2 separate regions of the Homo sapiens genome follow, and region 2 is linked to region 1. Evidence: chromatin loops called from intact Hi-C (ENCODE). Cell type or tissue: heart left ventricle. All regions are shown on one strand. Each heading gives the region's core, and the rest is flanking DNA. Links, peaks and the distances in the headings are about the cores only.

Evidence for each region. Hi-C counts contacts between places; a loop is a spot of excess contacts. Peaks named below come from ENCODE experiments on the same cell type or tissue, not always from the same donor. Only the 100,000 strongest peaks of a DNase experiment are listed, where the experiment ranks them.
Region 2: it touches region 1 in a loop (16-fold over the local background); 3 of 110 quality-filtered maps call a loop at or near these places.

The regions. Positions count from the first base shown.
Region 1 is chr19:2,595,061-2,609,772 of GRCh38, reverse strand. All of the region lies in intron 2 of GNG7 (G protein subunit gamma 7), which reads left to right. It also overlaps the pseudogene RN7SL121P. Among named protein-coding and RNA genes, the nearest start is that of MIR7850, 28 kb to the left of the region's middle. RefSeq lists enhancers at 132-271, 782-921, 748-1,601, 1,162-1,731, 5,716-6,482 and 1 more. In heart left ventricle, for the core only: no CTCF peak of the experiment used is centred there; DNase peaks (open chromatin) are centred at 6,282 and 7,212; H3K4me3 peaks cover 1,646 bases; H3K27ac peaks cover 2,090 bases.
Region 2 is chr19:2,486,741-2,501,541 of GRCh38, reverse strand. LOC124904614 (a long non-coding RNA gene) reads left to right here and starts at 6,760. Exons shown (of 2, transcript XR_007067090.1): 1 at 6,760-7,011; 2 at 8,632-9,836. RefSeq lists silencers at 6,388-6,767, 12,058-12,157, 12,178-12,267, 12,278-12,487 and enhancers at 6,557-6,851, 6,510-7,217, 10,180-10,681. In heart left ventricle, for the core only: no CTCF peak of the experiment used is centred there; DNase peaks (open chromatin) are centred at 6,061 and 6,691; H3K4me3 peaks cover 1,963 bases; H3K27ac peaks cover 2,111 bases.

The DNA.
Region 1 (14,712 bases), core at 4,843-9,842:
TGAGCTCTGGGGACCAGTTCCTTTAACCCAGCGTGATGGTTTGCTGGGGCTCTGTAACCTCAAGCCACAGACTGGAGGAGGGCTTTAGCAACAGAGATTTCTTCTCTCTCTTGGTTCTGGAGGCTGGAAGTCCAAGACGGTAACAGGTGGGACCCTGTCTGCTCTGGCACTCGGGACGTGGTGCGCAAACATCACTGCAATCCACCCAGCTGTCCTGCACAACGGGATTCCAGCAATGGCCAAAATAAGGCTCACGGAAGAGAGCCTGAGGTCCTCCAGCAAGTGAGCGGCTAAACTGCAGTTGTTACCCGGACCTGTCGGCTCCCAAATCCCAGGGCAGGACCAGGGTCAGGCAAGCAATGTATTCACACTGGGCACAAAATTGAAGGGGGCGCTAAAAAACCTCAGCGACCAAGATGAAATAACACTTTAGTGTAAAACAAAAATTAGCTGGGTGGGGTGGTACGTGCCTGTAGTCCCAGCTCCACAGGACACTGAGGTGGGAGGATCATGAGGCTAGGAGTTCAAGACCAGCCTTGGCAACATAGTGAGACCCCCATCTCTACGAAAAATTAAAAATTAGCCAGGTGTGGTGGTGCATGCCTGTAATCCCAGCTACTCGGGAGGCTAAGGCAGGAGGATTGCTTGAACCTGAGAGGCAGAGGTTGCGGTGAGCCAAGATCGCACCACTGCACTCCAGCCTGGAAGATGGAGTGAGACCCTGTCTCAAAACAAAAAAAGAGAGAGAGAGAGAGAGAGAGAATGTACAAGAACTAGGTAGGCATGATGTTTGTACAACGTTGTGAATGTGTTGAATGCCACTGAATTGTTCACTTTAAAATGCTTAATTTTACATTATGCAAACCTTACCTCAGTTTCTTTAAAAAGCGGGTCAGAAGGTGGCTTTGGAGAAGGCACACTGATTTTGGCTGTGGTTGCAGGCCTGCAGGGGTCTGATGAGGCCCTCAGTGCCAGCAGACAGGGTTACCTGGAGTGGGGAACGCAGCAGGCCCCCTGACAGCCTCAGTGCAGACCCCGGGAGAGTGTGTCCTCCGTGTCTGCCCCATGCAGGGAAGGCCTTTGAGACTCTGCCATCTGCATCCCCTGCTGCAGAGAGAGGGGGTTGCCCGGGAGGCACCCGGCCCCTTGCCCTGGGGTGTCCGGTGGCAGCCAGGGGAGCTCCTCCAGGTTTCCAGGTTGCTGGTCTCGTGACTCTGCAGATGACTCGAGAGGCACAGGTGTGCCTGCATCTGGGGACACGTGAGCCTGCTGCCCGTCCCTGGATTACTGACCTGCGTCATTTGGGGGTGCAGGGGAGCTGCACCGAGGCCGTCAGTGTGCCTGCTGGGGCGCCCACCTCCAGAGACGATCTCTGTCCTCCCGTGTGTGTGAAGAGCCCGTCCCTCCAGCCCGCAGGCCTTGCCTTGCAGGGGCTTCGGGGACTTTTTTTTTTTTTCCCAGGGGCAAATCCCACGTGGGCGGAACCTCTCCGCAGCAGGTATTACTCTTGCGTTTCGGTCTTTCTGCTCCTCAGACATCCCCGCTCTTTTCCTCCACCCACGCTTCGCCACCTGTGAATCGTTCTGACTTTTAGGTGTGAAACCGACGTGCCACGCTCTGTGTCATGAGTGGCAGGGCGGCGACCTCAGCCTAACCTTTATTTATTTTTTTTTTCCTCCACCTTCCCACTGACTTGGCTTAACCTTTTTTTTTTTTTTTTTCTCAAATACCATCTGATCTTCTGATCTCCCTCAAAGAGCTGCGTCTCAGGTCGCAGGTGAACTTTCTGGATGGTGTGGTCTGCGTGCGTGTGTGCGTCTGGCTGCCTGCCAGGAGGGAACCGCTGTTGCTGCCCTGTGTCGCTGTCGCCTGAACGTATTGCTGTCCTGGGGGGACTGCTCCCTAGAAAGCCTCCGTGCCGTGTCGTTGGTGAGCGCCGGTCTGTGCTGACACTGCAGGCTACTTCCCAGTGCCCACGATGACAGCTCTGCCTCTGAAGTGAGAAGCGGAGACGCCACTGGGAGGGGCGGGGGGCGGAGGGCACGGGGTTCAAGTGCCAGGCTGAGCCTACATGGGAGGTACTTGCAGACTGGCCCCAAGTGGGTTTTATGTGTTGTTAAAATACATAACAATGTAGTTTAGCTTGCCCCATCCTAATATGTATTTCTTTTTCTTTTTTCTTTTCTTTCTTTCTTTTTTTTTTTTTTTTTACCATTTTAGTCTTTCTTTTTTTTTTTCTTTTTGAGATGGAGTTTCACTCTTGTCGCCCAGGCTGGAGTGCAATGGTGCGATCTCGGCTCACTGCAACCTCTGCCTCCCAGGTTCAAGCAATTCTCCTGCCTCAGCCTCCCAAGTAGCTGGGATAACAGGCGCCTGCCATCATGCTCGGCTAATTTTTTGAATTTTTAGTAGAAACTAAAAATGTTAGGGTTTCTCCATGTTGGCCAGGCTGGTCTTGAACTCCCGACCTCAGATGATCTGCCTGCCTCGACCTCCCAAAGTGCTGGGATTACAGGTGTGAGCCACCACACCTGGCCTTCTTTTTTTTTTTTGACACAGGGTCTTGCTCTGTCGCCCAGGCTGGAGTGCAGTGGTGCGATCACAGCTCACTGCAGCCTCAACCTCCTGGGCTCAAGTGATCCTCCCACCTCAGCCTCTTGAGTAGCTGGGACTACAGACACACACCACCATGCCCAGCTAATTTTTAAATTTTTCGTGGAGACAGGGTCTCGCTGTGTTGCCCAGGCTGGTCTCAAAATCCTGGGCTCAAATGATCCCCCCGCCTCGGCCTCCTGAGGTGCTGGGATTACAGGCATGAGCCACGGTGCCCGGCCCTTGTTTACTGTTCAAAAGTTTGCAACTCCATGGCATTATTTCCATGAACACTGCGTGCAAACACCAGCACTATCTATCTAGTTCCAGAAACTTGTCATCACCGAGAATGGGAACCTTCTCAGTTTAGTTTTGGAATGTTCCAAAGAGACTGCACCATCCGAGCATGTTATTGGTCTTCCTTGCCTTGGCTGCCTTCTCTCATCCTGACTTTTTATTTTTGAGACAGGGTCTAACTTTTTTTTTAAATTAATTAATTAATTAATTAATTAATTATTTTTTTTTGAGACAGAGTTTCACTCTTGTTGCCCAGGCTGGAGTGCAGTGGCACAATCTTGGCTCACCGCAACCTCCACCTCCCGGGTTCAAGCGATTCTGCTGCCTCAGCCTCCTGAATAGCTGGGATTACAGGCGTGCACCACCACACCCAGCTAATTTTTGTATTTTTAGTAGAGATGGGGTTTCTCCATGTTGGTCAGGCTGGTCTCGAACTCCTGACCTCAGGTGATCTGCCCACCTCAGTTTCCCAAAGTGCTGGGATTACAGGCATGAGCCACTGCACCTGGCCAGAAACAGAGTCTAACTTTGTCACGCAGGTTGGAGTGCAGTGGTGCAATCTCGGCTCACTGTAGCCTCCAACTCCTGGGCTCAAGTGATCCTCCCACCTCAGCCCCCCAAGGACTACAGGTGCACACCACCACGCCCAGCTAATTTTTGTATTTTTTGTAGAGATGGGATCTCACTATGTTGCCCAGGCTGGTCTCAAACTCCTGGGCTCAAGCAATCCACCCACCTCGGCCTCCCACAGTGCTGGGATTACGGGCGTGAGCCACCCAGCCTCTTCCTGACTCTTAAAAGCGGCTTGCTTGCTTGGAAGCTTGCCCGACTGCGGGGCATGGAGGCATTTCCTGTGAGCATCTATGTTTGCCCTGAAAAGAGACTTTGTATGTCGTGTGAGTAATGCCCCCAAAGATATTGGCTCCTAAATGTCTGGAACCTGTGAATTTTCCCTTATAGGACAAAGAGGTCGCAGAAGTGATCACATGAAGGATCTTCAGACGGCAGATTATCCTGGGTTCTCCAGGTGGACCCTAAACAATTACAAATGTCCTTATAAGAGTGAGATTTTGGCAGGCTGCGGTGGCTCACACCTGTCATCCCAGCACTTTGGGAGGCCAAGGCGGGCAGATCACGAGGTCAGGAGATCGAGACCATGCTGGCCAACATGGTGAAACCCCGTCTCTACTAAAAATACAAAAATTAGCTGGGTGTGGTGGCGCATGCCTGTAATCCCAGCTACTCGGGAGGCTGAGGCAGGAGAATCACTTCAGCTGAGGAGGCAGAGGTTGCAGTAAGCCAAGATCAAGCCACTGCACTCCAGCCTGGGCAACAAAGCAAGACTCTGCCTCAAAAAAAAAAAAAAAAAAAAAAAAGTGAGATTTGGCCAGGTGTGGTGGCTCACACCTGTAATCCCAGCACTTTGGGAGGCTGAGGCAGGAGGATCACTTGAGGCCACAAGTTTGAGACCTGTTTGGCCAACATGGTGAAACCCCGTCTCTACTAATAATACAAAAATTAGCTGGGCATGGTGGCAGGTGCCTGTAGTCCCAGCTACTCAGGAGGCTGAGGCAGGAGAATCACTTGAACCCAGGAGGCGGAGGTTGCAGTGAGCCGAGATGGTGTCTGGTGCACTCCAACCTGGGCAACAGAGAGAGACCTTGTCTCAAAAAACAAACAAAAAAAACAACAGTGAGATTTGACACATGAGGAAAGGCATGGGGAGATGGAGGCAGAGACTGGAGCCATGTGGGCTCAAGCCAGAGGATGCCTGGAGGCCCCAGAAGCTGGAGGAGGCAGGAAGGATCCTCCCCTGGAGCCTCCAGAGGGAGCACGGCCTTGCCCACATCTAGATTTCTGACCTCCAGAGCCATAGAGAATCCATTTCCATTGTTTTAAGCCACCAGATCCGTGTGACTTGTTATAGCGGCTTCAAGCCACTCATACTGACAGCCAAAAGGACTTGGACTCCAACGACAGAATCTAGTTCATCCCAGGATTTCAGGTGGTTTCTTGGGCCTAATACTTCTAAGAGAGGGGAAGCCGCCACTGGATTGTTTCCTTCTCGCCACTGCCCTGCATCTCTGTCTGGGAAAAGCATTCAAACAAACCACACTTTGTTCTTGAACTTGGGGTGGTGTGAAAATCACATAATAGGGCAGAAAACTTTCTCTTTTCCCTCCCTCCCTCCCCACTCCCTCCCTTCCTTCCTTCCTTCCATTCATTCTTTTTTTTTTTTTTTTTGAAGGAGGGTCTTGCTCCGTTGCCCAGGCTGGAGTGTCTAGGGCAGAAAACTTTCTCTTTTTCCTCCCTCTGTCCCTCGCTTCCTTCCTTCCTTCCCTCCCTCGCTCCCTCCCTCCCTCCCTCCCTCGCTTCCTTCCTTCCTTCCTTTCATTCATTTTTTTTTTTTTTTGAAGCAGGGTCTTGCTCCGTTGCCCAGGCTGGAGTGCAGTGGCGCAGTCCTAGCTCACTGCAGCCTCGACTTCCTGGTTCAAGCCATCCTCCTGCTTCAGCCTCCAGAGTAGCTGGGACCACAAGCACACGCCACCACATCCGGCTAATTTATTTTTATTTTTTGTAGTGATGGGGTCTTGCTATGTTGCCCAGGCTGGTCTCAAACTCCTGGCCTCAAGCGATCCTCCTGCCTCGGCCTCCCAAAGTGCTGGGAGACGGGCATATTATGCTGCACCTGGCTAAGACCACTTTTCAGTGTGTTAAAACAGGCACTTCTCGAGACCCGGCACGGTGGCTCACGCCTGTAATCCTAGCACTTTGGGGGGCCGAGGCGGGTGGATCACGAGGTCAAGAGATCGATACCATCCTGGCTAACACAGTGAAACCCCGTCTCTACTAAAAATACAAAAAATTAGCGGGGCGTGGTGGCGGGCGCCTGTAGTCCCAGCTACTCAGGAGGCTGAGGCAGGAGAATGGCGTGAACCCAGGAGGCAGAGCTTGCAGTGAGCCGAGATTGCACCACTGCACTCCAGCCTGGGTGACAGAGCGAGACTCTGTCTCAAAAAATAAAATAATAATAATAATAATAAAAGAACAGGCACTTCTCCCTTAAACGCTTAGTTCCTCCTTCTGTAAAATAAATCTAGGTGACACAATCTCTGAAATCCTTTCCAGCTTGAACACGCTAGGAAAAACTGGGAGATCTATGAACAGTGAATAAAAATGAACTGAAATGATCCTCCTAGCTGCAGGGGCTTCTGATGCCTGCATTCTCCAGATGGTTGGTTTCCTAAATTTAGCCGCCGCCCCGCAAGGGTGAGCCCTGCATAGTTTTTGGTCGATCTCCAGTCCAGGCTGTGAATACACAGCCCTGATTTGCATTTCTGAACCCTCGGGGATGGCTGGATTCCTCGGGCTACTCTGCTTGGAATTTTCAGCCCCAGAGAGCCACCGCGGTCTCACCGGATGCCGGTCCCACCCGATGCGAGAAGCTCCGGGGGTTCCCCCTCATTCTGGCATCAGCTCCCTCTCTGCAGCCTGTGGAACAGAAAGAACACAGCTTTAGGCCGGGCACGGCGGCTCACGCCTGTAATCCTAGCACTTTGGGAGGCCGAGGCGGGTGGATCACGAGGTCAGGAGATCGAGATCACCCTGGCTAACACGGTGAAACCCCGTCTCTACTAAAAATACAAAAATTAGCCAGGCATGGTGGTGCGCACCTGTAATCCCAGCTACTCGGGAGGCTGAGGCAGGAGGATCGCTTGAACCCGGGAGGCGGAGGTTTCAGTGAGGCAAGACTGTGCTATTGTGCTCCAGCCTGGGCAACAAGAGCGAAACTCCATCAAAAAAAAGAACAGAACAGAACAGAAAAGAGAAAAAGAAAGAAAGAAAGGGAAGGAAGGAAGGGGAAAGGAAAGGGAGAAAGAAAAGAAAGGAAGGAAGGAAAGAGAGAGAGAAAGAAAGAAAGAGAAAGAAAAGAAAGAAAGGAAGAAAGGAAGAAACAAAAAGAAAGAAAGAAAGAAAGAAAGAAAAAGAGAAAAAGAAAGAGAAAGAGAGAAAAGGGTGGGTAGCGCATCTTTCCTTGCAGAGCCGCAGTGAGCCCCCTTCCAGCTGTGAACTATCAACCTGCCTATAAAAGGCAATTCTGATTGAAGGAAAAGGGAGGGGTGGTGGTGAGGGGAGGGCCGGGTGGCCCTCTGCCCAGCCCGAGATTGGCTTCCGTTTCTGGCTTGCTGTCCAGCGTATGGGATTGATTTAGATTCCCAGAACACCACGGAAGGTAGCACATGCTGTGACGATTGCGTAGTGGTTCGTGCTCCGGGGCCCGGTTGGAGATCCCTGCTGCCCGTCTGTCCGCCTGTGCGAGGCCACAGATCTGCCTGCATTTCCCTGCAGGCTCGGGAGGAGCTGGCAGAACCTGCTGCTTCTGCACAGCGCATTCCTGTCTGCTGGCAGCTCCTCCCCAGCGCCCTGAAGGGAGTGCTGGATCTGCTTAAAAGCGTGCAGGAGGGGGTGGGTACAGGGGAGCCAGGGCCTGCAGAGGACGCAGCCCGCAGCCCAGTCCTCAGTGCTGCTTTTTCTGTTGTTGTTTTGAGACGGAGTCTCGCTCTGTCGCCCAGGCTGGAGTGCAGTGGCGCGATCTCAGCTCACTGCAACCTCTGCCTCCCGGGTTCAAGCAATCCTCCTGTCTCAGCCTCCCAAGTAGCTGAGATTACAGGCGTGCACCACCACGCCCGGCTAATTTTTGCATTTTTAGTAGAGACGGGGTTTCACCATGTTGGCCAGGCTGGTCTCGAACTCCTGACCTCAGGTGACCTGCCCATCTCGGCCTCCCAGAGTGCTGGGATTACAGGCGTGAGCCACTGTGCCCGGCTTCTAGTGCTTCTCCAGATCCTAGCAGACTTTCTTCCCCAGGGTGCCTCCACAGTGCTGCTTGCAGATTCTGGAAGGATCATCTGGGATTCCACTGCTCTCCTCCCCTCTCCTCTCCTCCCCTCCCCTCCCCTGTCTTCTCTTTTCTTCTTTCTGAGACAGGGTCTTACTCTGTGGCCCAGGCTGAAGTGCAGTGATGAAATCATAACTCACTGCAACCTCAGCCTCCTTAAGTGAGCCTCCCGCTTCAACCTCCCTAGTAGCTGGGACTACAGGCTCACACCACCATGCCCGGCTAATTTTTTTATAAAGACAGGGTCTCGCCATGTTGCTCAGGCTGGTCTCGAACTCCTGGGCTCAAGGGATCCTCCTGCCCCGGCCTCCCAACGTGCTTGGGATTACAGACGTGAGCCACCATGCCCGGCCTTCACTGCCTTTCTTTTCCTCAATAAAAATCTGACATCGGGGGATTGCATTGCTCTGTTACCCTTTCTTCAGGCACCTCTCTTTTCCTGCTGCCAAACAGTGGAGACAGGAAGCCAAAAAAAATTGCCCAGTCCTTGTTCCTGGGGAGCTCATTGTAGAGCAGGGGAGACAGACACGTATATTGCAAGCATGTACATGTATCTGCAATAGGCACGAGCCGCGCCGTGGCAGGACTGAGTCCACATGGCTGGGGAAACACACTGCCTGGTAACTGGAGGCTGGTCAGATAGTGGTTGAGCTGAATTGAGGAGTTACCTACTCTAGGGTTTACCTACTTGTGCCCCATGGTTTTTAGGGACAACAGGCATCCCAGCTGTACCCCGGGCCATCTGGATGGAACTAGAATGGATGCAAAGAACACAGCTTTGGAGTCAAGCAAACCTTCCTTAGTTCTATTTTTTACATAAGTAATAATTTGTTTTTGGAGATGGTGGCGGGGGGGAGGTCTCTCCTTGTCACCCAGGCTGGAGTGTAGTGGCGTGATCCTAGCTCACTGCAGCCTCAAACTCCCGGGCTCAAGCGATCCTACCACTTCAGCCTCCCAAGTAGCTGGGAGCACAGGCACACACCACCACAACTGCTTTATGTTTCTCTTTTTTATTCTCCTTCAGCCGTACTTTTCAGCTTTGAGGACTTGAGCAGGTTTATTACCATCTTGGATCGCATTTTCTCTTCTGTGAAGTAGAGAGAATACCTGTGTATTGGAGTTCTCAAAGTGTGGTCCAGGGACACCCAGGGGTTGGTCTCTGAGACCCTTTTGGTGGGGGACCACTAGGTCAAAACTGCTAAGATAGAAGCCAGGCACTGTGGCTCACACCTGTAATCCCAGCGCTTTGAGAGGTCAAGGTGGGTGGATCACCTGAGCTCAGGAGTTCGAGACCAGCCTGGCCAACATGGTGAAACCCTGTCTCTACTAAAAATTAAAAAAAAAAATTAGCCAGGTGTGGTGGTGGCGCCTGTAATCCCAGCTACTTGGGAGGCTGAGGCAGGAGAATCACTTGAACCCAGGAGGCGGAGGTTGAAGTGAGCTGAGATTGCGCCACTGCACTCCAGCCTGGGTGACAGAGCGAGACTCCATCTCACAAAAAAAAAAAAAAAAAAATGCCAAGATACTCTGGGTCTCCTTCCTCCCAGTCTCTCCCACACAGATGGTGGAGTTTTCAGAGGTTGCATGACGTTTGATATCACAGTGGATTGAACTCAGAGGCTTATACAAGAATCCAGCTGTCTTCTATTAAGCCAGACATGAAAGAAATTTGCAAAAATGTAAAACAATGCCACTATTTCCCCTCAATGTTTTTTTTTTTTGAAAAATAGTTACTTTTCACTTAAACGTGTCATCCTCCTAATATAAAATATATGGTTTAAAAAAATATTTAATGGGATTATGTTAACTTGTAACAGGAGTATAGCTAAAATCTACATAAACACAAGCTGTTTAAGGGCCTTAATTTTTTATTACCATATTTATGTATATATTTTGGCATCATATTTATATATATTTATTTTATATGACAGCTTTATTGAGATTTTTACATGCCATAGAATTCACTTTTTAAAGTGTACAATTCAGTGGTTTTTAGAATATCCAGAGTTGTGTAACCATTACCACAATCTAATTTTTTTTTTTTTTTGAGATGGAGTCTTGCTCTGTTGCCCAGGCTGGAGTGCGGTGGCGCCATCTCAGCTCTCTGCAACCTCCACCTCCAGGGCTCAAGCGATTCTCCTGCCTCAGCCTCCTGAGTAGCTGGGATCACAGGCCAGCACCACCACCCCCGGCTAATTTTTGTATTTTTAGTAGAGACGGGGTTTCGCCGTATTGCCCAGGCTGGTCTCGAACTCCTGACCGCAGGTGATCCGCCTGCCTCGGTCTCCCAAAGTGCTGGGATTACAGGCGTGAGCCACCGCGCCCGGCCTAACCCCCGGTTTTCATGCACCGTCTTTGATGTTGCCTTTAGGCCGTGCCTGAACGCCGGTGTCACAAACCAAAGCCACAATAACTCAACAGCTTCATGAAATACCCAAACTCCCCCAGCTCCTGTGACATCAGGCAGGCGGAGTGACGCGGCTGCATGGCAGGGCTGCCCGAGGGCCCCCCTCCCAGGTCCGCACCTCCACCTCCTGGAAACCCACCCGGGTGGGCGGTGCTTTCTCCCGCCGAAGTCCTAGAAATGCTCTTCCCCACCAGCTGGGTTTATTTGGATTCATCCAGCCTCGGCTGGGAGGAGGAAGGGGTGGGCCCTCCTAGTATTTATTCTGCTGGAATGGAAACCTCAGATCTTCGAGATACTCAAGCAGACAGACAGACATCTACCAAGTCAGCGAGGGGAAAGTGCGGTGTTTTCGGAGGTCAGCCCGGGACAGCAAAGCAGGCAGGCTGGGGCTCTGATCAGTTCAAAAAGCACCACGTGGTGTCTGCGGCGGAGCAACCAGCGGCACGCCCCCACCCCAGGCGTCCCTCCCACAAGCAAATAGCACAGCCCGGTGACATTGGCTTTTTCCAGCCGAGCGCGGGGCACCCGCTTCGCCTCGTGCCCGCCTCTCCCCCTCTTCATCATGGGCCCTCGGTGGAACTGTATGCTAGAAACTTCACTTTCCAATTTTGGAGATGCTTCTAGAAACTAGACTTCTTTCCAGCTTGAGGTGAGCTGGAAGTTAGATCAGTTTCCATTTCTTTCAACTGAAAACGTGATTACAGAAGTCAGTGTTTCATAAGCTTTCTTTTTCCGTGATCACCTTCTTTTGAGACATCCTTTTCCTAGTGGCTCCTTAGAAAGAATAACGGTGGCAAGAGATTTAAATGCACCCGATGTCTGATTCTTTTGACGGAAGATGCCCAAGTAGCATTATTATTATTATTATTATTATTATTATTATTATTATTATTATTATTTTATTACTTTTCATTTTTTTTGAGACGGAGTCTCGCTCTGTCGCTCAGGCTGGAGTGCAGTGGCGCGATCTCAGCTCACTGCAAGCTCTGCCTCCTGGGTTCACACCATTCTCCTGCCTCAGCCTCCCGAGTAGCTGGGACTACAGGCGCCCGCCACCACACCCAGCTAATTTTTTGTATTTTTAGTAGAGATGGGGTTTCACCGTGTTAGCCAGGATGGTCTCGATCTCCTGACCTCGTGATCCGCCCGCCTCGGCCTCCCAAAGTGCTGGGAGTACAGGCGTGAGCCACCACGCCCGGCCAATTCTGTATTTTCAGTAGAGATGTGGTTTCACCATGTTGGCCAGGCTGGTCTCGAACTCCTGACCTCAGGTGATCCGCCCACCTTGGCCTCCCAAAGTGCTGGGATTAACAGATATGAGCCACCGCGCCCGGCCGCCCACTAGTTTTGATTGTGAGTTCTTTTGGTCCTTGGTTTTCGTAAGCGTTGCTTCCTCCTCTGTAGTAGAGTAACAAGCATGCAGCGTAGAGTCGCCGTGAGAGCTGGATTCGGTCGTTGATGGACAGAGCCGAGTGGAGAGCCTGAGATGACTCAGTGCCACACAGGTGCTGCTCACACAGTTGTCCTGGTCATTGTCGTCTAACCACTGAAACTCCCTAGACTTTTCCTACACATGCACACTCACATAGATACGTACAGCAATATGGAGCGCATTGTACATTGGCAGTCCTGAGCTGCTTTTTACCTTTCTAAATTTAATTTCTTTTTTTTTTTTTTTTTTGAAACAGAGTCTCACTCTGTTGCCCAGGCTGGAGTGCAGTGGCGCAATCTCGGCTCACTGCAAGCTCTGCCTCCTGGGTTCACGCCATTCTCCTGCCTCAGCCTCCCGAGTAGCTGGCACTACAGGCGCCCGCCACCACGCCTGGCTAATTTTTTGTATTTTTAGTAGAGACGGGGTTTCACCGTGTTAGCCAGGATGGTCTCGATCTGCTGACCTCGTGATCCACCCACCTCGGCCTCCCAAAGTGCTGGGATTACAGGTGTGAGCCACCACACTCGGCCTTATTATTATTATTTTTGAGAAGGAGTTTTGCTCTTGTCACCCAGGCTGGAGTGCAGTGGCGTGATCTCGGCTCACTGCAACCTCCACCTCCTGGGTTCAAGCGATTCTCCTGCCTCAGCCTCCTGAGTAGCTAAGATTACAGGTGCCCGCCACCACGCCCAGCTAATTTTTGTATTTTTAGTAGACACGGGGTTTCACCATGTTGGCCAGGCTGGTCTCAAACTCCTGACCTTAGGTGATCCGCCTGCCTCGGCCTCCCACAGTGTTAGGATTACAGGCGTGAGCCACTGTGACTGGCCCCAAGTAGCATTATTATATAATGGAGTTTTTGTTTGTTTTTATCTTAGAGACAGGATCTTCTTTCTCTGTCACTCAAGCTGGAGTGCAGTAACGCCATCTCAGCTCCCTGCAGCAGCTTCCAACTCCCAGGCTCAAGCAATCCTCCCGCCTCAGTCACCAAAGCTGGGATAACAGGTGCACACCACCATGCCTGGATAATTTTTAAATTTTTATTCTTTCTAGAGATTGGGTCTTGCTATGTTGTCCAGGATGATCTTGAACTCCTGGCCTCAAGTGATCTTCCCACCTCAGCCTCCAAAAGTGCTGGGATTGCAGGTGTGAGCCACCGAGCCCAGCCTATACCTGTGAAATTTCAATATCATAGATAGACTGTGTATCTGTTTATGTTCTGTTTTCTGGGCTTAATCCATAAAAAAAGTAAAATTTGTTTTCATCTCCCCAAGAATTGATGTTCACCCTGTTGAGAATATATTTGTAAAGAAGTCTCGTACTGCAGGAGTGAGAATGGAGACATCTTCATCACAAATCTCACTCCCCAGAATTAACCACTGTTAACAGTGTGGGGTGGATGGGAACTGATCATCAGTGCAGAACGTGAAAGGAGAACAACTGGGTCGATATTTGCCCACTTTTTTTTTTGGGGGGGGGACAGGGTCTCACTTTGTCACCCAGGCTGGAGTGCAGTGGCATAATCATGGCTCACTACAGCCTCAACCTCTTGGACTCAAGCGATCCTCCCACCTCAACCTCCTGAGTAGCTGGGACCACAGGTGGATATCACTACACCTGCTTAATTTTTTTTTAATTTTAATTGAGACGGGGTCTCACTATGTTACCCAGGCTGGTCTGAAACTCCTGGGCTCAAGTGATTTTCCTGCCTCAGCCTTTCAAAGTGCTGGGATTGCAGGTGTGAGCCCCGCGCTGGGCCTGCCTACTATTTTTTATTTTAATTTTAGGGACCGACTCTCACTCTGTCGCCCAGGCTGCAGTGCAGAGGCACGATCTCAGCTCACTGCAACCTCCACCTCCTGGGTTCAAGCGATTCTCCTGTCTCAGCCTCCCAAGTAGCTGGGATTACAGGCATGCACCACCGCACCCGGCTAATTTTTGTATTTTCAGTAGAGATGGGGTTTCACCATGTTGGCCATGCTGGTCCCAAACTCCTGACCTCAGGTGATCCGCCCGCCTCGGCCTCTCAAAGTGCTGAGATTACAGATATGAGCCACCGCGCCCGGCCGCCCACTAGTTTTGATTGTGAGTTCTTCTGGTCCTTGGTTTTCGTAAGCGTTGCTTCCTCCTCTGTAGTAGAGTAACAAGCATGCAGCGTAGAGTCGCCGTGAGAGCTGGATTCGGTCGTTGATGGACAGAGCCGAGTGGAGAGCCTGAGATGACTCAGTGCCACACAGGTGCTGCTCACACAGTTGTCCTGGTCATTGTCGTCTAACCACTGAAACTCCCTAGACTTTTCCTACACATGCACACTCACATAGATACGTACAGCCATATGGAGTGCATTGTACATTGGCGGTCCTGAGCTGCTTTTTACCTTTTTAAATTTAATTTCTTTTTTTTTTTTTTTGAGACAGAGTCTCACTCTGTTGCCCAGGCTGGAGTGCAGTGGTGCGATCTTGGCTCGCTGCAAGCTCCGCCTCCCGGGTTCACGCCATTCTCCTGCCTCAGCCTCCCGAGTAGCTGGGATTACAGGCACCCGCCACCACGCCCGGCTAATTTTTTGTATTTTTACTAGAGACGGAGTTTTGCTATGTTGCCCAGGCTGGTCTCAAACTCCTGAGCTCAGGCAATCCACCCGCCTCGGCCTCCCAAAGTGCTGGGATTACAGGCATGAGCCACTGCACTCGGCCCTTAAATTTAATTTCCTTTCAGCCGGGCATGGTGGCTCACACCTATAATCCCAGCACTTTGGGAGGCTGAGGTGTGTGGATCAATCAACTGAGGTCAGGAGTTCAAGACCGGCCTGACCAACATGGCAAAACCCCGTCTCTACTAAAAATACAAAAATTAGCCGGACGTGGTGGCGGGCGCCTGTAATGCCAGCTACTTGGGAGGCTGAGGCAGGAGAATCGCTTGAACCCGGGAGGTGGAGGTTGCAGTGAGCCAAGATCACGCCACTGCACTCCAGCCTGGGCAACAGAGTGAGACTCCGTCTCAAAAAAAAAAAAATTTAATTTCTTTTGAGACAGGGTCTCGCTCTGTTGCCCAGGCTGGAGTGCAGTGGTGCCATCATGGTTCACT
Region 2 (14,801 bases), core at 4,529-9,528, 110 kb after region 1:
TTTTTTGAGACAGAGTCTCACTCTGTCACCCAGGCTGGAGTGCAGTGGCGCAATCTCGGCTCACTGCAACCTCCGCCTCCTGGGTTCAAGTGATTCTCTTGCCTCAGCCTCCTGAGTAGCTGGGATTACAGGCGCTCGCCACCACTCCTGACTAATTTTTGTATTTTTAGTAGAGACGGGGTTTCAGTATGTTGCCCAGGCTGGTCTCAAACTCCTGACCTCAAGTGATCCACCCGCCTTGGCCTGCCAAAGTGCTGGAATTACAGGCGTGAGCCACCACGCCCCGCCTTAAGCAGAGACTTTAAACCTGTCCATCTGGACTTCTGTCTCTGACCCACTGCCAGCCTCAAATCCCTCCCACTGGGATCTCCCCTCTTCCAGAATCCTTGCCTGCTCTCCAGTTCCCAGCCCTTCTGGCCAGTCCACGTGATTCCCAGAAAGTCCTCCACAAGCAACGGCAGGGCTCTGGAGCCCAGGCAGCCAATGAGGCAGGCTCAGGGTTTATTCTGCGCCCTCCCACACCCTCTCCGACCCCCGCCAGGGATCCAAAGAAAAGAGAAAAAATCCCACGAGGGGCCTGGGAGGGCACAGCAAAGTCTCCGGGATGGGGGCTCCCCCTGGGTGGCCGCGTCGGGTTCAGCGCTTTCTGCACTTGTGGCTGATCTGTAGCAGCCACCACAGGGTTTACAGTGGAAAGAGTGATGTAGGGCCTCACGGGTGAGCCGGCCCTAAGAATGTGCCACTCCTGGCCGGACGCAGTGGCTCAAGCCTGTAATCCCAGCACTGTGGGAGGCTGAGGCGGGCGGATCACCTGTGGTCAGGAGTTTGAGACCAGCCTGACCCACACGGAGAAACCCCGTCTCTACTAAAAATACAAAATTAGCCGGGCGTGGTGGCTCATGCCTGTAATCCCAGCTACTCGGGAGGCTGAGGAAGAAGAATCGCTTGAACCCGGGAGGCGGAGGTTGTGGTGAGCCAAGATCGCACCGTGGCACTCCAGCCTGGGCGACAAGAGTGAAACTCTGTCTAAAAAAAAAAAAAAAAAAGAATGTGCCGCTCTTTCTCGCCAACATTTATCACTCTGGGGAGAACTCCAAGCCAAGGTTGAGAAAGAAACATCTCCCCTGTTCAGAACGCAGACTGCCAGCGTACGCCAAGACAGGCCAGGGTGTCGTTGGGGGAATGAGCTTGCTGACAGGTGTCCAGTCTCGGCCCCGGCTCCGCCTCTCACTTACAGGATCTTTGGCGACAACATTCACTCTGGTCCCTTGGACCTTCCAGAGGTCATCCCTGTGTCTTCTAACTGCATTTGTCTGTCTCAATTGATCAGTAAAATGAGCAATTACAGTCGGAGCAGCACTGGGATTCTGGAGCAAATGGCAGTGACAATTCCTGCGTCTAAAGCCTCAGATCCTAGGGAAAAGATCTGCTTTCACCTAGGATGAGCGACCTACTCCAGAGAACATTCAGGAAAACCCGGCTTGCATTATCAGGTGGTTTACGTGCCTCCAGCCCACTCTGTGAGAATCAGGGGAATCTAAAAGGGTTCTGCCTTTGGTAACTACTCCTGTCCCACGACCCCTCCCCTCGAAGGCCACATGCAGTGGCCTCTAGAAAGGAAGAATTCTCAGCCAGGCGCGGTGGCTCACGCCTGTAATCTCAACACTTTGGGAGGCCGAGGCAGGCGGATCACGAGGTCAGGAGATCGGGACCATCCTGGCTAACACGATGAAACCCTGTCTCTACTAAAAAATACAAAAAATTAGCCAGGCATGCTTGCACGTGCCTGTAATCCCAGCTACTCAGGAGGCTGAGGCAGGAGAATTGCTTGAACCTGGGGGGCGGGGGGTTGCAGTGAGCTGAGATCGCGCCACTGCACTCCAGCCTGGGCAACAGAGCGAGACTCCGTCTCAAAAAAAAAAAAAAAAAAAAAGAAGACGAAAGGAGGAATTCTCAGGCCAGAGTCTAAACGTTTCATGGGACAGATAATCTGCGCAAAACTACAGGGTCAGAGCTGCAGACAGCCATCCATCTAGCAGAAGGCATGTCACGGGCTGGCTTGGGGATAAAAGAAAGCCAAAGTCCCATCCTTGGGTCATGGAGCTGCTCTTCCAGTCACATCCCCACATTGGGAGGTAGTAGTGGAAGCCGCCCTTTTCCAACGCTCCTGTTGTCTTGTCTATCTGGCAGCCTCCTCCCGACCACCTCTGGTGCAGACATCTGGAGCAGAGGGAGGGAGGAAGTGTGGTTCACGTCTGGTCTCTTTCCTGGCCAGCACACTTTCGAAACATTCCCCCTCCGTGGGCTCTGGGAGGTCCTTTGTTTGCAGAAGACACCTGAGGGTGGGAGAGCTGCACTGAGCTTGGGCTCAGGATTGTGGAACCCACTAACTTCCCAAGACTGTTGCTGGAGGACCAGAACAAGGGGATAGCTGAGGAGTGTGCCTGCATGGTCCCTGAAAGCATTCAAGCAAGAGGCAGCAGCAAGGCCAAATGGAAACAGAACCGGCTGGGTAGCTTCTGCCACCAACTTGGCTGAGGGACTTTCTTTCTTTGTTTTTTTGAAACGGAGTCTCTCTGTTGCCCAGACTGGAGTGCAGTGGCGCGATCTCGGCTCACTGCAAGTTCTGCCTCCCGGGTTCACGCCATTCTCCTGCCTCAGCCTCCCGAGTAGCTGGGACTACAGGCGCCCGCCACCACGCCCGGCTTATTTTTTGTATTTTTAGTAGAGACGGGGTTTCACCGTGTTAGCCAGGATGGTCTCAATCTCCTAACCTCAGATGATCCACCCACCTCAGCCTCCCAAAGTGCTGGGATTACAGGCGTGAGCCACCACGCCCGGCCGGGGACTTTCGACAAGTCATGGCTCCATGTCAGTTTCCTCATCTGTAAGGTGAGGATGATTATTAGCACTAAGGTGGCTGTGAAGATATTAAATTGGCATTAAGTACTTAATAAGCATCCAATAAATAAAACTGGCTGATGGTCTTAAGATACAGAAATGTACTTGATATCCAGCTGGCATACAGGACAGATAAATGACAGTTGCCTCCTGAATTCCACAAGCATTTCCTGCCAAATGCCAAACCCACATTTACTATCTGTTCACGGGTCTTATCCCGGTCAGGCCATCCGCCCTTGGAGAGAAGCAATATACTCATAAAAAATCAACTTGCGGGCCAGGCGTGGTGGCTCACGCCTGTAATCCCAGCACTTTGGGAGGCCAAGACATGAGGATCACTTGAGCTCAGGATTTGGAGACCAGTCTGGGCAACATAGCAAGACCCCGACTCTACAAAAAATAATTTTAAAAAATTAGCCAGACATGGTGGTGAGTGCCTGTGGTCCCAGCTACTCGGGAGGCTGAGGTGGGAGGATTCCTTGAGCCCAGGAGTTTGCAGCTTCAGTGAGCTATGATTGCATCACTGCACTCCGGCCTGGGCTATGGAGCAAGACCCTATCTCTTAAAAAAAAAAAAATCAACTTGCACAGTGAAAAAGATTTTTCTTAAAACAAACAAACAACCAGGTGCAGTGGCTTATGCCTGTAATCCCAGCACTTTGGGAGGCCAGGACAGGCAGATCACCTGAGATCAAGAGTTCGAGACCAGCCCGGCCAATATGGAGAAACCCCATCTCTACTAAAAATACAAAATTAGCTGGGCGTGGTGGCGCATGCCTGTAATCCCAGCTACTCGGGAGGCTGAGGCAGGAGAATCACTTGAGCCCGGGAGGTGGAGGTTGCAGTGAGCCAAGATGGCACCATCGCACTCCAGCCTGGGCAAAAAGAGCAAAACTCCACTAAAATTAATAATAATAATAATAATAATAATAATAAATAAGAGGTGGTGGGAGGTGAGAGTCAGAGACTGGAAGAGGCTGCACGGCCAGCCATGAACGTGGAGGAAGAGGCCCCAAGCTGAGGGAAGCAGCTGCCTCTAAATGCTGGCAAACGTGGAAGCCAGGTTCTCCCCTGGATCCTCCAGGAGGGCCCAGCCCTGCTCACAGCTTGATTTGGAGCCCAGGGAGACTGATTTTGGATTCCTGGCCTCCAGACTTGTCAGATAATAACTCTGTGTTGTTTCCAGCCACTGGGTTGGCAGTGATTTGTTACAGCAGCGGGAGGAAACTCATACGGTGCTCACAAATGCTTGCTGCATGAGTGAGGGCACCGGTGAAAGAATGCGGAGCAGCTGTGGAATACGGCCCGGGGGAGCCAGGGGACTGTGCTGGCCTCCTGTGTGTCAGCTGTCATGAGACCCTGGGCCTGGGAAATTATCCCAGGGTCTCAGTTTCCTGATCTGAAACGCCGGGGTCACTCTCGCCAGCCTCACGGACTGGGATAAGTAAGGGGGTGTGTCCTCTCAAAATGTGGAACCAGCCAGCACCCGGGATGTTCCTCTGTCCTGCAGCCAGCCATATCCCAGCGTCCTTTCCAGGACCCTCAGCTCCATTCTGCCAGGAGCTTGTTCTAAGACCTTTCATATATTCCCTCACCTATTTACCATTAGTCCATGTGACTGTCACCCCCTTTCCTGAAAGAGGCACATAGAGGTGAAGTCATCGCCCCAAGGTTGCTTAGCTGTTAAAAGGCAGCATGAGGGCTGGTCCCGGTGGCTCACGCCTGGAATCCCAGCACTTTGGGAGGCCAAGGTGGAAGGATCACTTGAGCCCAGGAGTTCAAGACCAGCCTGGGCAACACAGAGAGACCCCATCTCTAGTAAAAATTTTCAAAAATTAGCCAGTCATCGTGGTACATGCCTATATAGGCCTCACTACTCAGGAGGCTGAGTTGGGGGCATCACTTGAGCCCAGGAAGTCAAGGCTGCCATAAGCTATGACGGCGCTGCTGCCAGGCACAGTGGCTCACGCATGTAATCCTATCACTCTGGGAGGAGAGGCAGGTGGATCACCTGCGGTCAGGAGTTCGAGACCAGCCTGGCCAACATGGTGAAACCCCGTCTCTACTAAAAATACAAAACTTAGCTGGGCATGGTGGCGTGCACCTGTAATCCCAGCTACTCAGGGGGCTGAAGCTGGAGAATCGCTTGAACCCAGAGGACAGAGGTTGCAGAGAGCCGAGATTGTGCCACTGCATACTCTTCCAGCCTGGGTGACAGAGTGAGACTCCGTCTTGTCTCAAAACAATCAAAAAAAAAAATTAAAAACAAAGGTAGAATGTGGAAGGAAATGAAACCATCAGGGAATGAGCCCAAGATGTGTCCCATCCCAGTGTCCCCTCTGTGCCTCAGTTTACCCTCATCACACTGATCTTCCTCTTGGGAACATGGGAGCCCCTAGCCTAGGGATGTGGGAGTCAAGGTCTGTTCTCAGCAGGCCACTTTCCTGTGACAACCCTGAAAGGAGGTGAAAGGTCAGAGGCTGCTGGGTCGCCCCACCCTGCCCTGGAGACAGAATTCAGATACCTGGCGTCATGGATTCCCAGAGGTCTGAAAGTCCTGCTCACCTGGAACGTGGGAACGCCCTTCAGAGCTCCCTTCCCTCCCCGACCCAGGAAATATAGGGGTCTCCCCATTCTGGGTCTGGCTCAGGGACTGTGTGTCCCTGACTGCCCTCCATGAAGGAGGCCGCCCTTGGGTCTGCCGGGAGGAGGAAGACGACTAGGAGGAGGAGGAGGAGGAGGAGAGGCAGGGCGGCCAGCCTGAGTGGAGGAATCCCCGAACCGGCTAAAAATAGCCAAGGAAATTATTCCAACACCTTCCCAAAATAGAAAGCAGTCTCTGGGCCCAACAAAAGGCCAGGGCTGGTCGGCAGCTAGAGAGGAGGTGGCGTTTAAGAAAGGTGACCTGCGACAGCCCCCCCACCCTGCCCTCCCTCTACGGCCCTTCGTCCCCTAGAGTCTTCCAGGGCCAGGTGTGGGCAGAGGGGCAGGCCCAGGCGGGTGTGGGGCCCCTGGCTCCCCCTCGCCCCTGCCCCTCCCCAAAATCCTGGACCAAAGGGCTCCTGACCCGGGAACTGGGAGGGGCCAAGCCACTCGCGTTAAAAATAGCCCTTGCCTCCTCCCAGGCTATATTTAGATCCCTTGGCACCGGCGTCAGCAGGAAGGCAGCGGCTGGGCACACCCCACCGGGCCGCCCGGGCGCCCTGGCTCAGGCACCGCCCCTGGCCACCGCAGCTGGGCAGAGACCAACTGTATGGACAGAGCTGGCTGCAGCACCCAACTTGCTGGGTGGTGCCAGGACACCCGCAGACCCTCTCTGAGCCGGCTTGTGCAGGAGAGAGCGGGAGACAAGCTGGTGGGACTCTACACTGCAGAGGGCGCTGGGAAAAGGCTGCTCCCAGCCCCGGGCCCTCACTCTGGGGGCCCGGCGGGGCGGGCAGTGCGCCGGCCTCAGTTTCCCCATCTGTGCAATGGGACATTAACAGCACCCGCATCACAGCGCTCAGCTCACGGTCGGACACGCACTAAGCGCTCTGCACGGGTTGGCAGTCAACGAAAGTGGGTGTCACTGCTTTCTCCAAGTCCCCGTCCCGCCCGGGCCAGCTCCAGAAACGCAGGGGCTGATGTCATCCCCAGGCTCAAACCTCCCAGCGTGGCCGACGCAGGCAGGCGCCGCCGTCACGGGCGTTCCTGCGCCAGGGAATCCCGGCCCCGGCGCCGGGGCCCCAGTGGAAACCCGTGACGCCAGCGCCCGCCGCCGTGGGTCTTCCGGGCTGGCGGTAGCGGGGCGGGGCGTTCTCCCGCGCCGCTGACCCCACCTCCGCGCCAGCCCCGGGAACGCGCACGGCCTCTCTCCACCCTCCGCGAGCCCAGTGTGCTTGCGCTTGCGCTTGCCCCGCACTCAGTCGCCCCCTCCACGAGTGCACACTCCACTCACGCGGGATGCGCAGGACGCCGACAAGCAGGCGTCCACAGTGGGTCTGCAGGGACGCATCGCATGGGCAGGCCTGGTGGGTGTAGGTGTGCAGGAGTTCGTGGACATGCGTGTGCACGATCCCGCGTGGAAGGCACGGTGGACATGCGTGTGCACAATCCCGCGTGAAATGCAAAGGTAGGCATGCGTGTGCACGATCCTTCGTGGAATGAACAGTGGGTATGCCTGTGCACGTTCCCCTTGGAAGGCGCCGTGGGTACCCGTGCACGGTGCTGGCCCTTTGCAGGAGGATGGGGAGCCCTGGCTGGAGAGTACAGATTCCGGACACACACACTCACACACACACACACACTCATTCACCCTCTCTCCCGGTGCCCGTGGCCTGTGGGCGTGGAGCCGTGGGCGATGACTCTCAGGCTGTTCACCGTCTCCCCACCAGTCTGGGAGCTAATTACTGTCAGGACCAGACGGGGTGGCTGGAAAGATGAACAAATCGCTGTGTGTCTGCAGCCCGTCTGGAGCTGCAGGCCTCATAGGCGTCTGTTCCGGGGGTGTCGGGCGTGACGCGGCCCTGGGTGGAGGGCGGGCAGCCTGGGTGCTGCGTGCACCGTGGGGGAGCCCTGGGTTTCTGCGTGGGTCCTGGAGGGTCTGCGGTGAGTGATGGGAAAGTGATGGATGAGTGATGGGGGTCCGTGTCTGCCGTATGTGCCTTTGTGTGAAAGCGAGAGACAGGAGGCCTGGCGGCGTCTATTCTCCCGATCAACAAAGTGGATGTAATAATAGTATTTACCCTATAAGGTTACGGGGACCCAGCAACCTCACTTCTCTTGGTACTATCTGAAAGAAATACACAACTTAGGAGCACACAGAGACCAGGAGGTAAATGCACGTAGCAGCTTTGTTCCTCATCACCAAAACCTGGGAAGAGCTCAAATACCCCTCCATTCAGAGGGGAACAGGTCAACGGAGGTCGGTTCATAGAATGAAAGTTCAGCAGTCAAGAGGAACGCACTCGCCTTCAAAACATGCTCAGTGAGGCCGGGCGCGGTGGTTTATGCCTGTAATCCCAGCACTTTGGGAGGCCCAGGTGGGCGGATCACTTGAGGTCAGGTGTTTGAGACCAGCCTGATCAGCGTGGTGAAACCTCATCTCTACTAAAAATACAAAAAATTAGCCGGCCATGGTGGTGGGCACCTGTAGTCCCAGCTACTCCGGAGGCTGAAGCAGGAGAATCGCTTGAACCTGGGAGGCGGAGGTTGCAATGAGTTGAGATAGTGCCACTGCACTCCAGCCTGGGTGACAGAACACGACTCAGTCTCAAAAAATGAAATGAAATGAAATAAATGAAATGAAATGGAATAAATAAAATGAAAATAAAAATAAAGCATGTGCACCCAACACACAAACACACAGGTATGCACACTCATGCCAAAACAATTGCAGGGGCCCCAGCAGCCCCTAGAATCCCCATCAGAGGCTGGGGAGGAAGATCGGCGGCAGGAGGGACAGACAGTGCCTATGTGCCCCAGATTGTGTCTCTGTCACCAGCTGCCAGAGCCCGTGCCTGTCTGAGGAGGTGGGTGTCTCCGGACCGCCCACCTCTGTGTCTGTCTCCAGGACATAGGCTCCACCTCCCCCCAGGGCCTCACTCCCATCTCCTCCTCCCACCCTGGTCCCCCACCTTCCTGTCCCCACCCTTGTTGGCGGTAGGAACCTACTGTTTCTGGCTGCAAGAGGAGATGGTTGAGGGGGCCCAGTCAGGGCATCCGTTTATCATCCCTCTATTTCTCTTCTTAGCTCAACAAGAAGACCTTCCTGTCTCTGGGCCTCGGTTTCTCCGGCTGTGAAATGGAAGGATAGTTTCTTAGGGTATATGGGCATCACCTCCCCACCTGTGCAGTTCTAATCCCACCAACCCTGGCTGTTTCTGGAGCTTCCTGCAGGCAATGGTCTGAGCCATAGGAGAACTCAAATGATGGAAAATCACAGGTGGGGTGTAGGACTCCCCACACTCCCATGAACCCCTTCAGGCATGGAAGGACAGACACCTCAGGAGGGGATGGCTGGGGTGGGTAGCACAGGTAGGCTTGCAGGGGAAGAGAGGGGATATTTGTGTGTCCAAAATCCTGGCCGGGCACGGTGGCTGACGTCTGTTATCCCAGCACTTTAGGAGGCCAAGGTGGGCAGATCACTTGAGGTCAGGGGTTCAAGACCAGCCTGACCAACAAGGTGAAACCCTGTCTCTACTAAAAATACAAAAATTAGCCAGATGTGGTGGCATGCACCTGTAATCCCAGCTACTCGGGAGGCTGAGGTGGGAGAATCACTTGAAGCCGGAGGCGGAGTTTGCGGTGAGCCGAGATCACACCATTGCACTCCAGCCTGGGCGATGGAGCGAGACTCCATCTCAAAAAAAAAAAAGAAAGAAAGAAAAGAAAAAATAAAATGCGGCCGGGCGCAGTGGCTCACGCCTGTAATCCCAGCACTTTGGGAGACCGAGGTGGGCAGATCACAAGGTCAGGAGATCGAGACCATCCTGGCTAACAAGGTGAAACCCCGTCTCTACTAAAAAAATATGAAAAATTAGCCAGGCGTGGTGGCAGGCGCCTGTAGTCCCAGCTACTCGGGAGGCTGAGGCAGGAGAGTGGCGTGAGCCCGGGAGGCGGAGCTTGCAGTGGGCCGAGATCGCGCCACTGCACTCCAGCCCGGGCAACTGAGCAAAACTCCATCTCAAAAAAAAAAAGAAAGAAAGAAAAAAAAGAAAGAAAATGCGTGTCTCTGCATGAGGGCCTGTGTGTGGGCACCAGGCTCTGGCTTCTGGAGGTGAACAAATCAAAGTGGACTCAGGTGTTTCCTGGACATGAGTGTGTACTCTCAGGCGTGGGCTTATTCCCACCCCGTGGATGTCTAGAATGTCGTTTCCCAGGATCTTTTTGTTGTTTGAAGATGTGCAAATGTCTGGTATGCAGAGTAGAGACATTCAGTACATATTTGCAAAATGATGTGTTCGTGTATTCACTCATTTGTCCACTCAGCAAATATTCACCAAGTGCCAACCAGCTGTGGGGTGCTGGAGACGCACAGTGAGCAAAGCAGACAAGCATCTCTTTCCTGTCACCGCTATGGGTGAATTACCGCTGGGCCATTGCCTGTGCTGCACGGTTCATGTGCCAGGGTGACCCTGCACGTGTTCATGAGCACACCCGTTTGTAGGTGGGGTACAGAACTCACATCAGCATGGCCCATGCACGTGTGCACACATATACATGCACACCCGTGTGTGCGCACAGGTTCACCGGCGACTCTTGTGCAGGCTGGGCCTCGCCCGTCCTTGGCATTGCCTGCCTGCCCCGCCCATCTTCCGAAAGTGCCAGGGGCCAGGTGGGGCCAGGCGGGCCCGGAAACCTCTCCCAGCTGCTGTGCCCAGTTTCAGGGAAGCCAAGGTCTGGCGCCCTGCCCGTGGAGACTGCCTACCCTTGCACCTGCTTCCCGGGCTTCCGGGAAGGGCCTGGAGGCCCAGCCCCCAGCCCTGCTAGCCTGAATCCACCACCCAGAGGCACACAGCAGAGAGGGAATGCAGCCCCCTTTCCCCCCACACCTTGGAGCCCTTCAAAGTCAGAACCAGAAGAGACTCCAGCAGGGCAGAGTCTCTTACCCAGGTGGGGTAAACTGAGGTGCACACAAAGGGCCCAGAGAAAGGGGCTGCACACAGATGAGTTCCCTGCACTCTACTCCCACCCCAAATCAGCACGTGCAGGCTTCCACAGTTTGAGTACTGGCACCTCATGGATCTCTGTATACCGCGGGTATTCACAGGCCTCGGGGCTCTGTGGAGTGAGCATTGGAGCTTAGAAATATTTGCATTTCCCTAGTGGGAACACGCAGTGCAGGTCAGAGTGCAGGTGTGCACACCAGGGTCTTAGACACATGTGGGTGCTTGTGCTTGCATGGACAAGGCTGTTTGTGCCGGGCACCATGGCTCACATGCCTGTAATCCCAGCAGTTTGGGAGGCTGAGACAGGCAGATCACCTGAGGTCAGGAGTTCGAGACCAGCCTGGCCAACATGGTGAAATGCCGTCTCTATTAAAAATACAAAAATTAGCCGGGCGTGGTGGCAGGTGCCTGTAATCCCAGCTACTCGGGAGGCTGAGGCAGAAGAATTTCTTGAACCCAGGAGGTGGAGGTTACAGTGAGCTGAGATTGCGCCATTGCACTCCAGCCTGGGGCACAAGAGCGAGACTTCATCTCAAAAAAAAAAAAAAAAAAATGAGGCTGGGCACGGTGGCTCACCCCTGTAATCCCAGCACTTTGGGAGGCCGAGGCAAGTGGATCACCTGAGGTCAGGAGTTCAAGACCAGCCTGGCCAACATGGTGAAACCCCATCTCTGCTAAAAATACAAAACTAAAAATACAATACAAGCTGGGCGTGGTGGCGCGCGCCTGTAGTCCCAGCTACTCAGGAGGCTGAGACAGGAGAATCGCTTGAGCCTGGGAGGGGGAGGATGCAGTGAGTTGAGATCGTGCCACTGCACCCCAGCCTGGGCGACAGAGCAAGATTCCATCTTAAAAAAAAAAAAAAAAAAAAAAAAAGACAAAAAGACAAGGCCGTTTGGGAGTGTGGGAGCTTGGGGGCTCCTCACATGAATGTTTGTCAGTGGGTGCCTGTGCACGGTGGGTGTTTGCACGAGTGCAGGTGCAGGTGTTTGCATGTAGGTGGATGCCTGCACACAGTCGGTTTTGTATGTATCTGGGTGTCTGCACGCAGTAGGCATTGCGGCCAGGTGGGGCTCTGCACACAGTGGGCTTTGCATGGAAGAGAGGTGCTGCATACAGTAAGCCCAGCGCGAAGACAGCGATCTGCACACAGTGGACGTCTGCACGCAGGAGAGGGGCTGCACCCTGTAGGCACTGCAAGAAGGTAGGGCTCTGCACACAGTAGGCCTTGCATGCAAGAAAAGGGTCACACACAGCAGGCGTTTGCACGCAGGAGAGGGGCCGCACACAGTAGGCATTGCAGGCAAATGGGGTTCTGCACACAGTAGGCTTTGCATGGAAGGGGGGTGCGGCGCACAGTAGGCCCTGCACGAAGACGGAGATCTGCACACAGCGGGCGTTTTCACACAAAAGACGGGCTGCGCACAGTAGGCCCGGCTGCACGCGTCCAGTGCCGGCCCAGCGGAGAGTAGCGGCTGCAGCCCCGTGCAGCTGAGCACGCACCCGGTTCCTGTGCCACCGCGGCCCCAGGCTCTTCTGCGCCCGACCGGGCAGGTCAGGCGGCTCCGCCGGGGCGTGGGGCGGGCGGCCGGGCAGGGAGGCTATTCCGGGCCCTGGCGCAGTGCCCGAGCCCTGCGCGCCAGGCCGCCCGGGGAAGGCGCCGCTCACAAAAGGAGGGTCTGTGCAGACGCCCCGCCCTCGGCCCGGCCGCCCGCCGCCAGGGGCTTGGAGGAGGGAGACGCCGCCGGAGCTGCCGCCGGCCCGGACCCCCCAACCCCTCCTGCCGGGGCGGCCGCAGACACCGCGCCTGGCGGGCAACAGAGGGAGGCTGGCACCGCCGGGCTCTGGAGGGGGTCGACAGCCGGCGCTGGGGGCTCCCGAGCGCACAGACTGCGCGCCCAGGGCGCACCGGAGGGAGCGCTGGCGAGGGTGGGGGCCCCCAGTGCAGGGAAACTAGGACAGGCCCCTTGCCTTTCGCCCACTTGGGGATTTCTCCGTCTCGAGCACCCGCCTCTGTCTCCAATTATCCAATTTAAGGAACGGGAAAGCCGGGACTCCTGCCTGCTAGGGAGGGCGGACGGGAGGGGCGTCTGGGGCCTGGGTCAGCGCCCCTCTCCACCCCCAGAGTGTCTGGCCAGGGGGTGAGGTGGAAGGAAGGAAGGCGTAATAAGGGTTCTCAAGGCAGCGCGTTTTGCTAAGTGCCTTAGTGCACTGTCTAGTTTCACCTCGACACGTGGGAGGGCGATTCGGCTTTCCCTTTTATGGACGAGGGAAACTGAGTCACGCTTTTGCTGAGCTGCTGGAGCTAGTAAGCCGCGGAGATTCAAACCTAAAGCCAGGCCTCCGCCCCTCCCTTTTCCTCCCTGTAGGGCCTGAACTCTGCCCTCCCTCCCTTCCCTCGCATGGAGCCATCCAAGAAGCGTTTATGGCGTGCCTGCTGTGTACACGGCGGCCCAAACACTTCCCCACGCACACGCCTGTGAGCGCAGGCCGAAGCTCCCACACTCGTGCGCTCTCGTCACATGCGCAAGAGGGTCTTGGCCCGCAGCGCTCTTCACGAGGCCCCTCACTCTACCCCACCCCCACCCCCAATGCACCCCGGCTCCGGGGCCTGGGAACCGCCGGCGTCCGGGTGGAGGGAGTGGGGTGGGAACTGGGAGCACGGAACGGAACAATGTAGGGAAAGAATAGCGAGGAGCGGCGAGAGGAAACCCCCCACCCCTTCTCCAGATGCAGCTCTGGTGTGGCTGTCCCGTGTGCCTGCGGTCTCCCTGGCCCAGCGTCCTGGGGAGCAGGTCCTTGGCCTTCCCACTGTGTGGCTATGGGTCGTTCTGGGTCTCGGGGGTCCCTCCTGGATCCCTAGGGATCTGTAAAGCTGTGGGTCGCGTGACCTACATGTCCGGGGAGCATGCTCCAGGCTCTGGGGTGGGGGCTGGAGAAAGTGACGTGCAGGGCTCTGAGCCTCTCTCTGCAAGACTCCGTGACTCTCTGCTTCCTCCAAGGAGACCCACCCTGGTTCCTCCCTCGCCTCCCCGGAGCCCTGGCTGGGCACTGCCCCGACCACGAGGTGGAGATCACAGGGGCCAAGGCCTAGAGCTGGGAAGCTGCAGGGAGTTCTGGGGCTCTGAGGGCTGGGCTCTTGGCGGTGGTCTGCAGAGAGAAGGGGGTCCCGGGAGAAAGTAAGGAAGAGTGACGGCTCAGGAAGCCTCTGCATTCCTTCTGCTGTGTCCTAGAAAAGGGGAGACCCGGTTTAGGGTCCCCTGCCACAACATCCAACCCACCACATTGAAAGTGTACCCAGGGGCCGGCCATGGTGGCTCACACCTGTAATCCTCGCATTTTGGGAGGCAGGAGGATCCTTTGAGCCCAGGAGTTCCAGACCAGCCTGGGCAACATAGGGAGATCCTGTCTCTATTTAAAAAAAAAAAAAGGGGGGTACCCAGGGGGTTGCCAATGCACCCTGAAGTCTGAGAACCAGTGCTTAAAGTGCACAAAAGGGCATGGCAGATGCTGCTATGTCCCCTTGGCCACCTGGGAGCTGGCTTCCGACAATTTCCTACAGTCCAACGGCTTCCCGTGTCCCTTTGCCTGGGGTCTTTCTCTAACAGTGTGCAAACCTACTGCGTGCAGCCCCTCTCCTTCATGCAAACACCTGCTGTGTGCAGCGTCTTTATTGCACGCAAGGCCTACTGTGTGCAGAGCCCCACCTGCGTGCCATGCCTACTGTGTGCAGACACCCAGAGACATGCAGCACCTACTGTGTGCAGGCACCCACCTGCGTACAGACACTCACCGAGAACCCCCTCTGGGTAGGCAGGAAGTACCAGGGAGTCAACACCCCAGAACACCCCTCAAACGGGGGATGCAGTTGGTTAATAAGTAGATGCCAGCCGGGCACGGTGGCTCACACTTGTAATCTAGCACTTTGGGAGGCCGAGGCAGGCAGATCACATGGTCAGGAGTTCGAGACCAGCCTGGCCAACATGGCGAAACCCCATCTCTACTAAAAATACAAAAAATTAGCCGGGCAAGGTGGCACGCACCTGTAATCCCAGCTATTTGGGAGGCTGAGGCAGGAGAATCGGTTGAACCTGAGTGAGCTGAGATCGTGCCACTGCACTCCAGCCTGGGCAACAAGAGCAAAACTGTGCCTCAAAATAAAATAGCCGGGCGCGGTGGCTCACGCCTGTAATCCCAGCACTTTGGGAGGCCGACACAGGCGGATCACAAGGTCAGGAGATCGAGACCATCC